2 separate regions of the Homo sapiens genome follow, and region 1 is linked to region 2. Evidence: chromatin contacts called from ENCODE Hi-C data. All regions are on one chromosome and are shown on one strand. Each heading gives the region's core, a stretch centred on a gene start or an enhancer-like site at or near the end of the contact. The rest is flanking DNA. Distances are from core to core; before and after follow the strand shown. Region 1 holds the start of ZNF19 (zinc finger protein 19). Region 2 overlaps VAC14 (VAC14 component of PIKFYVE complex).

Region 1 (6,727 bases), core at 935-3,434, 750 kb before region 2:
TGTTGTTTAATCCTCTCAACAGCCTACAAAGTAGGTATTAATATTGTACCCATTTTATAGGTGAGAAAATTGAAGGCACAGAGAATCTAGGTAACTTGCCCCAAATCACAGTTAATAAATGGAGGCTTGGAAACATTAGTTTGGCTTAACATATTTCAACTTCTTCACTATGAGACACAGAACTACGTATCTGAGGCAGTGATAGAGTGCTTATGTGTGTATACTGAGGCCAAACTATCATGGTTTGAATTCTGGCTCTGCCACATAAGAGCTGTGCATGACTTTGAGCACGTTATTTAATCTTTCTGTGTTCAGTTTCCTCATCTGTAAAATGGGACTCGTGTCATCTTATATGGTTCTTTGGCCCTTATTTCAGAATTTGATGATTTTTCCTCTTACAGTTACTGTTGCTCTTCTCTCTCTCTCTTCCTGAAGGGACTGAGGTCAGAAAGCTTGTGTCCACGGTGTGAGAGCATAGAAAGGCGTATTGGGACTTGGAATACCACTTAGTATATTGTTCTGGAAAGCCAGTTTGACATGGTGGAAATAATCTAGGGTTTAAATCTTAACTCTGATACCTATTATATGCTGTGGCCTTACTGAAACTCTTTGAGTCTTGGTTTTCTCTTACTCATGATTCATTCTGCGTTGAGTGCTTGTATTATCTGTCCCACTCTCCCTTATAGTAAGGGAGTATAATCATATATGTCCAACTCTTTATTCATCAAAAAATGATTATTGATCATGAACTGTGTTATAAACACTATTCTAGAAACTCAGGATACAGTCATGGACAAGATAGAAAAGCCTCTTTCTTGAGGAGTTTACACTCTGCAGAAAGCCTGAGGGTTGCTCTTGAAGACCTGGATCATGGTCCCATTTGTCTGGACTTGTGTTGCTGAAGTCCCAACTGAACAGCAAGTCCAACTAGTCATCCTGGAAGTCCTCAGCTCATGATGAGCTAGCTATTTTAGCACTCTGATCTTCTAAGAACCAACCCTGAACTGCCACCAGGCTTTGCTTATACTATCTAGTCTGGTAGTAAAAAGTGTACAGATGCCCAAACCCACTGAGGTTTATAACCATTTTCAAAGGTTTTAATAAAAAGATTGAATACTGGATTAACTCCAGAGCCTATTCAGGCTCAATTCCTAAGCTATTAATAATCGCTAATATCTAGTGAGTGTAATAATTACTAATATCTAGTGAGTGTTTAGTATGTGCTAGACATTGTACTGATTTACATGTACTAACATCTAATCCTCACAACAATCCGGGGAATAAATACTATTATTATCCTAGTTTTAGAAATAAATGTGACACTTACAGGTTAAGTAATGCACCAAAGGTCACAGAGTGGTCCTTTGGCCTTTGAAACAAAGCATCCTGATGCCAGGCTGTGCTCCTTACCACTATGTCATACTGTTGTAAAGGAGATGGGACTAAGAAGCTCTAAGTCCCCAGTTTGTTTTGTAATTCTGTGACAGTGATCACAAACGTTTTGACAGTCCAGCAAAATCCTGGCCAGAGTTCTCTTTTGTGGACCCAGAAAGCCACAGGCACTAACACTTTAGAGCTATCTCTCTTAGCCCATATGCCCTGCGCTTTTGGCATTTTCTTTATCATTTAGAGGGGAAGGAGGGCAAGGGTCTGAGGAGCCTTGAATGGTGACTTGGACTCCAGGGGTAGTGGCAAACCATTGGAGGTTACAGTGCATGGAATTAAAGACAGCTTGAATGGTATAATCTGACTGGCTCATTTTACAGAAGACAAAAGCTGCTCAGAGACACAAGGGTCTTCCTCAATGGCCCGTGAGTGGCAGAGCTTGTGAAAGGAAGTTGATTCACTGCGAGTGAACCAGAACTCAGAAAGACCAGTAAGCAACCAGGAAACACCGGCCACCATCTAGGCCTGTGGTGATGGCGGTTTTATCACGAATTCCTTCCTGACAATCAACTGCTCCCGGGCAGAAGCGATCGCTTTCTTGACCCACCCAAATGGACAATGACCCAGGCGTGAGGTTCCTGAGGAGAGAAAAAAGTGTGTACAAGGAAAGGAAGAGGATGTCTCCCAATCGGAAACACCGAGATGCGGAAAAGTTGCACCGTAGAAAGAGCAGCCGTGCTCATGACGCACTTCTGGCCTCCAAGCGCCCCACAAGCGTGACGCACTTCCGGCCTCCTAACCGTTCTCGCTAGCGGTGCGCTTCTGGCCTGTTTTGAGTCCGCGCTCAAAGGTGCCAAAGTGCAAGGACCCACAGTTGGGCGGAGCTTGGGTTGGGAGTGAGACAGCATAGCAGTCCAGGCTGGTCCTTTGAGCGCAGCTCAAAGAAGGGGACGGGGAGGGCGTCACTATACAATTGTGGCCGGGTGGGACCTGGGCTGTTTGCTCTTGGAGGCTGTACAGCTGCAAGCTTTGCCGCTCACGAACTGGAGCTGGAGAAAGAGCCCCCCAAGGATGGGAGGATGACAGAAGTGTCTGCAGATGGCACTGCCTGGGCACCAGGAGAGGCAAGGACTCCAGCTGATTCCTACCTCCTAGGGAAGCCATCCCCACTCTTAGTTGGGGCCGGCTTAAGTCTTTAACCAAGGCTCTTGCAGTTGCAGTGTCTGTTTCTTTTGAAGAGGCAGATTTGGAGACCTGTGTCCAAACAAATGCCATTGTCCCATAGTGTTTTTATGTTTTTGTTAGTTTGTTTTGGTTTTTTTGAGACGAAGTCTCGCTCTTGTCACCCAGGCTGGAGTGCAATGGCACCATCTCTACTCACTGCAACCTCCGCCTCCCGAGTTCAAGTGATTCTCCTGCCTCAGCCTCCCGAGTAGCTGGGATTACAGGTGCCTGCCACCACACCCGGCTAATTTTTGTATTTTTAGTAGAGACGGGGTTTCACCATGTTGGTCAGACGGGTCTCAAACTCCTGACCTCAGGCGATCCGCCTGTCTCGGCCTCCCAAAGTGCTGGGATTACAGGCGTGAGCCACTGTGACCAGTCTGAACTCACTTTTAATTTTAGGAGCTTGTTTTGTAGATTCTTTGGGACTTCTTATACAGATAATCATGTTGCCTGCAGATAGTAACAGTTTTGTTCTGAGTTTCGAATCTGTGTGTCTTTCATTTCATTTCTTTTTCTTTTTCTTTTTTTTTTTTTTTTGAGATAGTCTCGTTCTGTCACCCAGGCTGGAGTGCAGTGGCATATTCTCAGCTTACTGCATCCTCCACCTCCCGGGTTCAAGCAATTCTCATGTCTCAGCCTCCTGAGTAGCTGGGATTACAGGCACACACCACCACACCTGGCTCATTTTTATATTTTTAGTAGAGATGCGATTTCTCCATGTTGGCCAGGCTGGTCTTGAACTCCTGGCCTCAAGCAATCCATCCACCTTGGCCTCCCAAAGTGCTGGGATTACAGGTGTGAGCCACTGTGTCTGACCTATGTGCCTTTTATTTCTTTTTCTGGCCTTGCTCTTGCTAAGACTCCCAATATGATGTTAAATAGTAGTGGTAAGAGCAGACATACCTGCCATGTTCCCAATCTTGGAGGGAAAGACATTCTGTCTTTCATCATTAAGTATGTTTGCAGCTGCAAGGAGAGAATAATATTGAATTATATGTCAGTATAGATACTGCAGCACAATATTTAGCTTAACTACATATTTTTTTGCAGCCAAGGCAAAAATGACTTTGTGCATGAAACTTAAGTTCCACCACAGCCTCAGCCTATTTGTGGCTGGGATTTTCAGACATATGGGAGAGAAGTTAGTATTTTCAAGTCAGGATTAAGTAACAGTAAATATGCCATGATCATACACCATACTCTGGGTATCATGATCTGATATTACTTATAGCTTCAGTTAAAGATACTGTAGGAGTTAGAGGGAGAGCTGGATAGTTAGGCTGTGAGGTGACCAGAAAGAAAGGTGGTTCCCATTGGAATCTAAGGAATGGTCAAAGCTTGAAAGTAATTATGTTTGATGGTAGAGATTGTGACAGACATGAGTATGAGTATTGTATTAGTCCGTTGTCACAGTGCTATACAGATATACCTGAGACTGGGTAATTTATGGAGAAAAGAGGTTTAATTGGCTAACAGTTCCACAGGCTGTACAGGAGGCATGGCTGGGGAGGCCTCAGGATACTTACAATCATGGTGGAAAGCAAAGGGGAAGCAGGCACAATCTTCACATGGCCAGCAGGAGAGAGACAGCAAAGGAGGAAGCGCAACACACTTCGAAACAACCAGATCACATGAGAACTCACTATCACGAGAACAGCAAGGGGGAAATCCGCCCCCATGATCCAATCACCTTCCACCATGTTCCTCCCCCAACACTGAAGATCATAATTCAACATGAGATTTGCCTGGGGACACAGAGCCAAAACATATCAAGTATACATTTCCTTAGAGGTGATACATTGGCTGGGAAGACAGGTCAGTGTGAATTAGCTATTATTATTAATGATCTTGAAAACTCTCTGGGAGACTTTCCAGACAAATGAGAGTGGAAATTTTCTTCCTTTCCACTCCCTGCAAAACAAAAATAAGTTATTCCCAACTCTTTTTGTTTTTAATTTTAGTGTTCCCATCTTCTGGCCAAGAATATACTCAACTCTTCACCAAGTAAACATACGGGTTCCCATGTTTCTAAAAACCGATAAAATTAACAATAGAGACTTGTTTTTGTTTTATATCCAGACTTAATGGTCATTTATGTAATGTAAATATCCAGAATAGGCAAATCTATAAAGAAAGTGGTTGTCTAGAATTGGGGGAAGAAGAGAGGTATGTACATGTGTGTCTATTAATTTTCTATTGCTGCTGTAACAAATTGCCATGAGTAGTGGCGTAAAACAACACTAATTTATCTTAGAGTTTTGGAGGTCAGAAATCCAAAATGGGTCCCACTGGTATAAATTCAGGATTTAGACTAAGGAGAGAATCTGTTTCCTTGCCTTTTTCATCTTCTGGAGGCCACCCACTTTCCTTGACCCTTGGCCCCTTCCTCCATCTTCAAAGCCAGTGAGGTTGGGCCAAGTCCTTCTTGTGCTGTCATTTTTGTGATTCTCTTTCAATTCCCTCTTTCACGTTCAAGAACTCTTATGATTACACTGGGCCCACCTGAATAATCCAAGATAATCATCTTTTTTTTTTTGACAGGGTCTCGCTTTGTTGCCCAGGCTGGAGTGCAGTGGCTCAATCAAGGCTCACTGCAGCCTTGACCTCCCAGGCTCAAGTGATCCTCCCAACTCAGCTAGTAGCTGGGACTACAGGCGTGTGCCCACACCTGGCCAATTTTTGTTCCTTTTTGGAATTTTTTTTTTTTTTTTTTCGGTAGAGACAGGGTTTTGTCATGTTGCCCAGGCTGGTTTGAACTCCCAGGCTCAAGTGATCTGCCCACCTGGGCCTCCCACAGTGCTGGGATTACAGATGTGAGCCACTGTGCCTAGCCCCAAGATAATCTTAAAGTTGGCTGACTAGCAATCTTAATTCCACCTGCAACCTCAATTTCCCTTTGTCATGTAACTTAATGTACTCACAGGTTCTAGAGATTAGGACATATACATCTTTGAGGGGAACAAAACACCATTCTGCTTACCAGAGGGAAAATGGAGAGTGACTGCTGATGGTTATGAGGTTCCTTTGGGGAGATGAAAATGTCCTGAAACTGATTGTGGTGATGTTTGCGCAAGTCTCTGAACACACTAAAACCTATTTAATTTTATACTCTGCATTGATGAATTGTATGGTGTGTGAATTAAATGTTAATAAGGCAGGTGTGTGTGTGTGTGTTCAGTATTTTTGAAACTAAATTCTTTCACCTTCTTGCCTGAAACCAGCTCCTCTTCTTCAATTCCTGATCTCAGCTAATGGCACCTTCATCTATCAGGTCATCCAAAATTCATGGCTATTATAGATTGCTCTGGCTGCCTTGTATTCAGTCATTAAAAAAAAAAATGTCCACCGTTTTCACTTCCTAAATAGTTACTTAATATATCCCTCCTTAGACCTGGTCTTTCTTTCTTTTTGTTTTTTTTTGTTTTTTTGGTTTTTTTTTTTTTTGAGATGGAGTTTTGCTTTTGTCGCCCAGGCTGGAGTGCAATGGCACAATCTCGGCTCACTGCAACCTCCACCTCTCGGGTTCAAGCAATTCTCCTGCCTCAGCCTCCCGAGTAGCTGGGATTACAGGTGCCCGCCATTACGCCTGGCTAATTTTTGTATTTTTAGTAGAGACGAGGTTTCACCACGTTGACCAGGCTGGTCTCGAACTCCTGACCTCAGGTGATCTGCCCGCCTTGGCCTCCGAAAGTGCTGGGATTACAGGCGTGAGCCACCGCGCCTGGCCTGCTGACCTGGTCTTTCTTAACGTGTCTGGGTCTTTACCTCTAAGGAGGACAGCTTTTTTGTGCAAAGACCCTTTGGCAGTCTGGTGACACCTTCAAAACCAATGAACATACAATTAAACAGTTTTTTAGAATTTGTGATACAGAAATATAAGTGCAGCTTTACCAACGTGATGAAATGTAATGACAAGACTTGAGGTGGGCCCGATAACAACAAGGACAATTTCAAATTAGTGACGAGAATAGCCATATTCTGAGATCTGCATCAACTGTAATGTGATATGAAAATATCTGTGATTTCTATCGGTGACAGTCACAGATACGGCTGATACTACAGTAGTTTGTTGCCAACATAGAAGAAAATGCTAAATTTCGGTTAGAGATTAGCG
Region 2 (6,609 bases), core at 1,743-4,242:
CCCACCCCTGGGATCTCCTGTGTCTCCTCCTTTTGTATTTCCTGTCTCCACTCAGGGGAGTCTGCGGAGGTCCTGCTGGCTCTGGGGACAGGGATGTCAGACAGGCCTGTGGGCCCGCCGTACCCTGAGCCTGTGCAAAAAACTTCAAAGGACAGAGGAGGCCTCTGGGATGAGCCCTTTGTCAGAGACATGCCTTTCCTCCCGGGGCCTGGACATCTATGCTGCCAGAGAGGGTGCAGCCAGGCCTGGGGAGACCCAATCAGCCTTTAGGATCCTTAGCCATGCACAGTAATGTGTCAGTCTGAGGCCAAAGGTCACCCTAGGACTGACGTTTGCCCCTAAAACCCAGTCTTCCCTGACTTTGCCTGCCACGGGGCCCAATGCTGCTGGGATAAAACTGTTCATGTCGTAAGCCACGTTGGCTCACTCCTATAGTCCCAGCACTTTGGGAGGCTGAGGCAGATGGATCACCTGAGGTCAGGAGTTTGAGACCAGCCTGGCCAGCATGGTGAAACCCTGTCTCTACTGAAAATACAAAATTTAGCTGGGCGTAGTGGTGCGTGCCTGTAATCCCAGCTACTCGGCAGGCTGAGGCAGGAGAATCGCTTGAACCCAGCAGGTGGAGGTTGCAGAGAGCCGAGATCACACCACTGCACACTAGCCTGGGCAACAGAGCGAGACTACATCTCAAAAAAAATAAAACAAAAAAACTGTTCATGTCAGTATACCTTGCGGGGCTCAGTGGTCCAAGGTGTTTTTATCCCTGGCTCTAAAAATGGGTGATAATGACCTGTTCTTATTTGGTTTCATTCCTTGTAGCCCAGGACAGTGTATTGTAGCCAAATGTCAGCAGCATCTTCATGTCACCAGACAGAAACAAGTTCTAGCAGAAAGCCAGAAAGCCATTTTCCCCAGTAATCACGGCAACAATCATCATGGCTGCCAGCACTGGCTGAGGTCACGTTAGGCCCTGCCCTGCTCTGAGCACTCACGCGTGCTGGCTTTTTGGGTGAGCCCCTGGGGTCCTCACAGCAGCTCTGAGAGGCCAGCACTGTGTCATTCCCCACTTGTTTGGGCCAGGAGCCTGGCCCGAGAGCCCACACTCCTCACCCCACTCAGGAATCCCACCTGCGCCAGCACTGGAAGCTTCCACAGCCAGAGGGGAGGAGGAGAGGGGCCAGGCCATGGGCACAACCTGGCAGTGATGGGGGCATCTCTCCTCTCTTCACAGTGACTTCAGAGACCCCTTCCTGGCCTCAGGCCACGGCAATGCCTCATTTCTTGTCATTTGCTGCCCGCCACCACTTCCTCCAGCCACACCAGCCCCAGGAAAGCACCTGTTTCTCTTGAAGCCCCTTCCTCCCACTCACCCCTCCCAGCCTCAGGAAGCAGCAGTAGGGATCACGAGCACTGGGGTCAGAGGGATCTAGATTCACAGCCCTGCTTTGCCCATCCATCCCGTGACCTCGGACAAGGGTCCTACCTCACTGCTACTTCTTCCCTCTCTATAAACCAGGTGCTGGGGTGCCTGGGGGCTCTGTGAGCTCCCACATGGCAAGGGCTAGGCTAAATGCTCCCTGCATGTGAAGGGGGCCTTTGCTTGTGTCCTAGTTATTACAGGCCGGTGCAGAGGGCCCCTGTGGGAGGCTTCCCTGGAGATCCCAGCTTCTCCTGCCCCTCTGTTCCAACACACTTGCTTATCTCAGGCTGCCTGGGTGGGTGGTGAAGTTCACATCTGTTCCCTCCTGGCTGTGACCTCTTAGACCCCCAGCTGGAAGTGCATGCGGAGGCTCCTCAGCGTCGCCCAGTGCTGGGTGATTTGTGTCATCAGCTCAGTTTGAATAGCGTCATGGCAGGCCACACAGGCCAAGTTTACTTACCCCGGAATCCCTGGCACCAGGTGCCCAGTAAGGGTCAGTACCTATTTTTGAAAGTTTATTAAAATAATGGAAGGCAGGGGCACCAATCACCTGAGCCTGAGGCCCCCGGCACTGCTGCCCAGAATGGCATCCTCTCATACCCGTGCTGCCAGGCCCTCCCTTGTCCAGTTGGAAGCCCCAGCAGTCCAGCCCCCCTGCTCCACCAGCAGGGGGTGCCTTCCTCCACACCCTCTCCTCGCTGCCTTTGGCCCCAGCCCTCACCCTGCAGCAATAGCTCTTTCCCGGTGGCAGACTGCTATATGACCTCTCCACTGCCGCGTCAGCTGGAAGTCCCCACTGGGCCCTGCTGCATCCCATCGGCTTCTCTCTCGCTCTGACCTGAGCAGCTGCAAAGTCTCCTGGCTATGATTGATGCCTCCGGCGCTCCTGTCCTGCCGACCCAGGCCGGCCCACAGATGAGAAAGTGATTGCCCCTTGAGTGGGTTCCCGAGTTGGTGCCATTGCGGCGGCCTTTGTCTACGTAGCTGTGCACCCCCTCCAGTTCTGCAGACTCTACACCCCCAAGACCCTGCTCAGCCTCCCTTTCTCCCAGCCACTTGATTCTTGGGGGAAACTGCCCCTTCCCCACCCTGTCCTCTTGGTTCCATACCAGCCTCTCCATCACCCACCCCTTCTGTGGACCACTTCCTGTGCCAAGCACGACTTGATGCTCTTTAGCCCTGCCTGGTTCACAGAAGAGGAGCTGGCCTCGGAGAAGGTGGTGCTGCCTCCCCTGAGCGGCCTCTGGCCCTTCCCTTGTATCCTCCAGGCAGCAGATCTTGAGCCCACAACGGGCTGTCCGGGCACATGGACCCCAACCCCAGCAGGGAGGGAGGCCGGAGTGGAGCAGGGACCCTGCTGGGCCTGAACTGGGTGGCTGACGTTTTCACATCTGGTTCTGTTGAACTGTAACTCGCGTTATGTACTGAAGCCAGGGTTATTTTTATCCTGACATGTGAGGTTTCTTCACGTCATAACCACAAAACTCAATCCAAAACATCCCGGGGCAGGTTGTTTGTGAGACGTTCTGTGGATTCTCATGTCACCACATCAGGTTTCACTTAGTAACATCTGCAGGGCTGGCTCCCCGGCCGCCCACCCCGCCAGCCTGGGTTTCTGTGTGGAGTGCGTCTCTGTGCCCCTGGCCAGCCGCCGGTCACGTGCACTTCCTGCCAGGGGCTGGCAGGCTCCTCACTTGCCCAAACCAGAAATACAAGGCACAGTGGCCTTCAGCTGAGGGATGGCACTCTCCCTCATGCTCCTGCCCTCTGCAGGATTGGGGAATGGAAATCCCACTCTCCTGGGCCCCTCAAAGAGAGCCTGTCTCCCGAGACACACAGCCGGGTTGTGGGCCCCCCTCTCCCTCGCCCCCTGCTGCAGCAGCTGCCCACCATCTACAGGGGGCTGTGCCTCAGTGGCACCCCTGAGTAAAACCGCTGAGGTCCTCGGAGCGCAGTGTTGGAGGGCGTGCCCTGAGCTGCCCCGTCCCGGCTCCCACTTTCCTCATGCGCCTGCAGCACCCAGCCCAGGACCCTGCTTACAAGAGCAGATGAGCCAGAGCCGGAGGTGGGCGGAAGAGCAGGCAGCAGTGAGGCGGAAATCAGCATACTTGAGGGGCCCATTTCTCCTGTAGTCACCCTCCCGGGGTGAGCTTGTTCTCTCTCCACCCATCTCCTCCTCCTGAGCCTGCAGCCCTGCCTCAGAGAGCATCTCAAGCCAAAGGGCAGCTCAGATCAACAGAGTGGCTGGGGGCGATGGGGGCCACTGAGGCTGGGAAAGAGCGAGCAGCCCCCACCCTGTCCTGCTGAGCACTGAGGCCTTTCCCATCCCTGTCCAGCCCGCCCTCCCTGCCCCTTCAAGTGTGGCCCCTTTCCCCACCTCCCCTGCTGGGAAAAGACTGCCCTGCTCAAACCTGTGGTCTCAATGCAGCCCCTCCCAAGGCTCCCAACCCTGTCTTGGGGAGGGCAGAAAGTCTTTAAGCCTTGGGAGCACTGTGAGGGCTGAGCTGCACTCAGCTGAGGATGTGAATCGCTTGCTGCGGCTTCTCGCAGCTGTGACACTGCCCTCCTCCTCCCTTCCACTAAGGGCCTCAGCTCCAGGGTCCAAGGGGCAGCCTGGACATTGAGAGTCCATTTTGGGTCCACACTAGGGGCTGTGGCTAAGGAGTTCAGAGTTGTGTCCAGAGCAGCCCAGCCCTTCTCTTCTGCCATCTTTAGCCAGACTGTCAGCGGAGAGATGGGCTGATCTCCCTCCCCAGATGTGTGGGGGTCACAGGTGGCCCCCCTTCTTCCTCAGAGCATCCTGATAGAGCACTGTGAATTTGTGCCAGAAATGAAATCTCCCCACTCAGACATTTCAGACCAGCCCCCAGACATCCATTCTGAGACTCAGAATGAGAACGGTCTGCCCTGCGCAGTGCTCTGCGCTATGGGACGCTTGCTAATAAAAAGGAGCCCCCGTGTACTGAGTGCAGACTGTGCGGCAGGCTCCGGACCCGGCACATTACATGTTTTTATCTCATTTAATAGGGGCTCTTACTGCACTCACTTTACAGATGAGGAAACTGAGGCTTAAACACCATGCTCAGTGCTTCCTACTGCCCCTGTGAGGCTGGAACGGCCCCGCACCTCTCCCCACTCCAAACAAGCACCTGGGAGAAGCTTGCAGTGAACAGGGTGCCTCCAGTGTGGGCAGCATGAAGCCAGTGCCCTCCAGCCAGGCCACCACGGCCTACCAAATTCATCTCCTGAGGGAGGGAACAGTGAGGCAGGGCTGTCTCAACAGCTGTCTCTGCAGCCACCTCTTTAGAGATCAGCCCCCAGCTGGGCCTGGGGTAACTCGATCTATAAGAATGTGACACTTGATTCTGCAAACAGCCCCTTTGGGCCAGGGAGCAGAGACTCTTTGCCATTCCAGAGTCACTCAGGACCTCCCAAGCCAGGCTGATTCAGGCAGGGACCCAGCACAATGCAGTCCAAACAAGAAGTGGAATGAGGCCTTTCCTTGAACTGGCCTTCTCACTCAGGGCTCCTTCATGCCGCTCACGCGAGCTGTCTAGGAGGTTCTTGGGATTGAGGATGCTACAGTTTGGAGGTGTGGCTCTTGGTAAGGAATCCCTTATAGAGTGATTCACAGCTGGGAAAAACAGCACAGAAAAACGCCTTTTCTAGACCCAGCCATCTCCCCGGCAGGACCATGAGAGGACATACAGGAAGTCTGAGCTCAGCAAGAAAGACGGAGCTCCTGGGAGGAGAGTCTTGCTGCTGCTTCCTGCCCGCTGGCATCAAATACAGTCAGTCTGTCCAGACGCCTCCGTGAGATTCACTTGGAATACTCTGGATGGTTCTGCACATTCTTGTTTTGTGCTTTGGGCTGATGCTTCTGGGAACATCTGATGCTTCTGGCCAAGTTTGGTTCCCAGATCCTCCACATCCTGCCTATCTTGTGCTTGTGCCTGGCCATTTCCTCACTGGTCCAGGGAGAAAGTGATGGCTCCCACGCAACTTCTGGACCAGAAAGGGGCCAGCCTGGAAAATGATGGTCCCAGATGCCTCTGTTGGCCGCTCTGCATCCCCCAGTGTCCTCCCTGGGTTTCCAGAGAGCTGCGGCCAGGTGCTGGCTCCATAGCTCTTCACAGCGTCATTTCCTGCATCCTCAGTCTCAGCTTGGCAGGACCTGGGTTTCCGTCTTTATGCCATCTTCTGCCCTCCTGCATAGCAAGGCACCACCTCCTAATCTGTGAGCCCCAAACATGTCCGAACATTAGTGCCGAAGAGACAGGCAGCCTGGCAGAGCTGCAAAGGACATGGGCTCTGAAGACCAGCTGCCTGGGTCAGCAACTCTAGCACTCGCCAGCTATGTGACTTTGGATAATCCTTACCCAAATTCACAGCTCCTCTGTGTATATAATGGGAATGGTAATGGTGCATATTTTTCAAGTGTTTTTTTTTTTTGTTTCTTTGTTGGTTGGTTTTTAGGGTGTTAGATACTATGTGTGAAGGGTTTAGGCAGGTCAAGCACATAGTAGGTGCTCAATAAATGGTAGCTATGAATTGGCTATTAAGATATCATGTTATACTGGAACAATTAGATATCCATATGCAAAAGGATTTAGACCCTTTCCTCACACTGTATATAAAAAGTAACTCAAAATAGACCAGAGACCTAAAATACATCAGCAAATCTTTATGACCTTAGATTAGGTAATTTCATAGCTATGACACCAAAGGCACAAGCAACCAAAGAAAAAATAGACACATTGGGCTTAATCAGAGTTAAAAATTTTGTGCTTCAAAAAAATTTTTTTAATAAAAAGAGGCTGGGCACAGTGGCTAATACCTATAATCCCAACACTTTGGGAGGCCAAGGCAGAAGGGTCCCTTGGGCCCAGGAGTTTGAGACTAGCCTGGGCAACATAGGGAGACCCCATCTCAAAGAAAAAATTTAGCTGGGTGTGATGGCACAAGCCTGTAGTCCTAGCTACTTGAGAGGCTGAGGCGGGAGGATTGCTCGAGCCCAGGAGTTTGAGGCTGCAGTGAACTGTAATCACTTCAGTGCACTACAGCCTGGGCAACAGAGCAAGACACTGTTTATTAGGCTGTTCTTGCATTACTATAAAAAAATACATGGCTGGGCGCAGTGGCTCACACTTGTAATCCCAGCACTTTGGGAGGCCAAGGCAGGCAGATCA

The links. Hi-C counts contacts between places; a loop is a spot of excess contacts on that map. Pooled maps may share reads with other maps.
Region 1: a map with no recorded cell type shows a loop between it and region 2 (4-fold over the local background). The contact joins the promoter of ZNF19 here to the enhancer-like site in region 2. A Hi-C loop is called at or near these places in 2 of 37 single-sample maps with no recorded cell type and 6 of 50 pooled maps.

What each region holds. Positions count from the first base shown.
Region 1 is chr16:71,484,781-71,491,507 of GRCh38, reverse strand. It overlaps ZNF19 (zinc finger protein 19), which reads left to right and starts at 2,184. Exons shown (of 6, transcript NM_006961.4): 1 at 2,184-2,236.
Region 2 is chr16:70,734,059-70,740,667 of GRCh38, reverse strand. All of the region lies in intron 13 of VAC14 (VAC14 component of PIKFYVE complex), which reads left to right. Among named protein-coding and RNA genes, the nearest start is that of VAC14-AS1, 18 kb to the left of the region's middle. RefSeq lists enhancers at 1-361, 2,114-2,283, 2,185-2,715, 2,688-2,847. Within about 2 kb of position 2,992, at least 30 of the 41 ENCODE cell types and tissues checked have a DNase peak (open chromatin) inside an H3K27ac peak, as active enhancers do.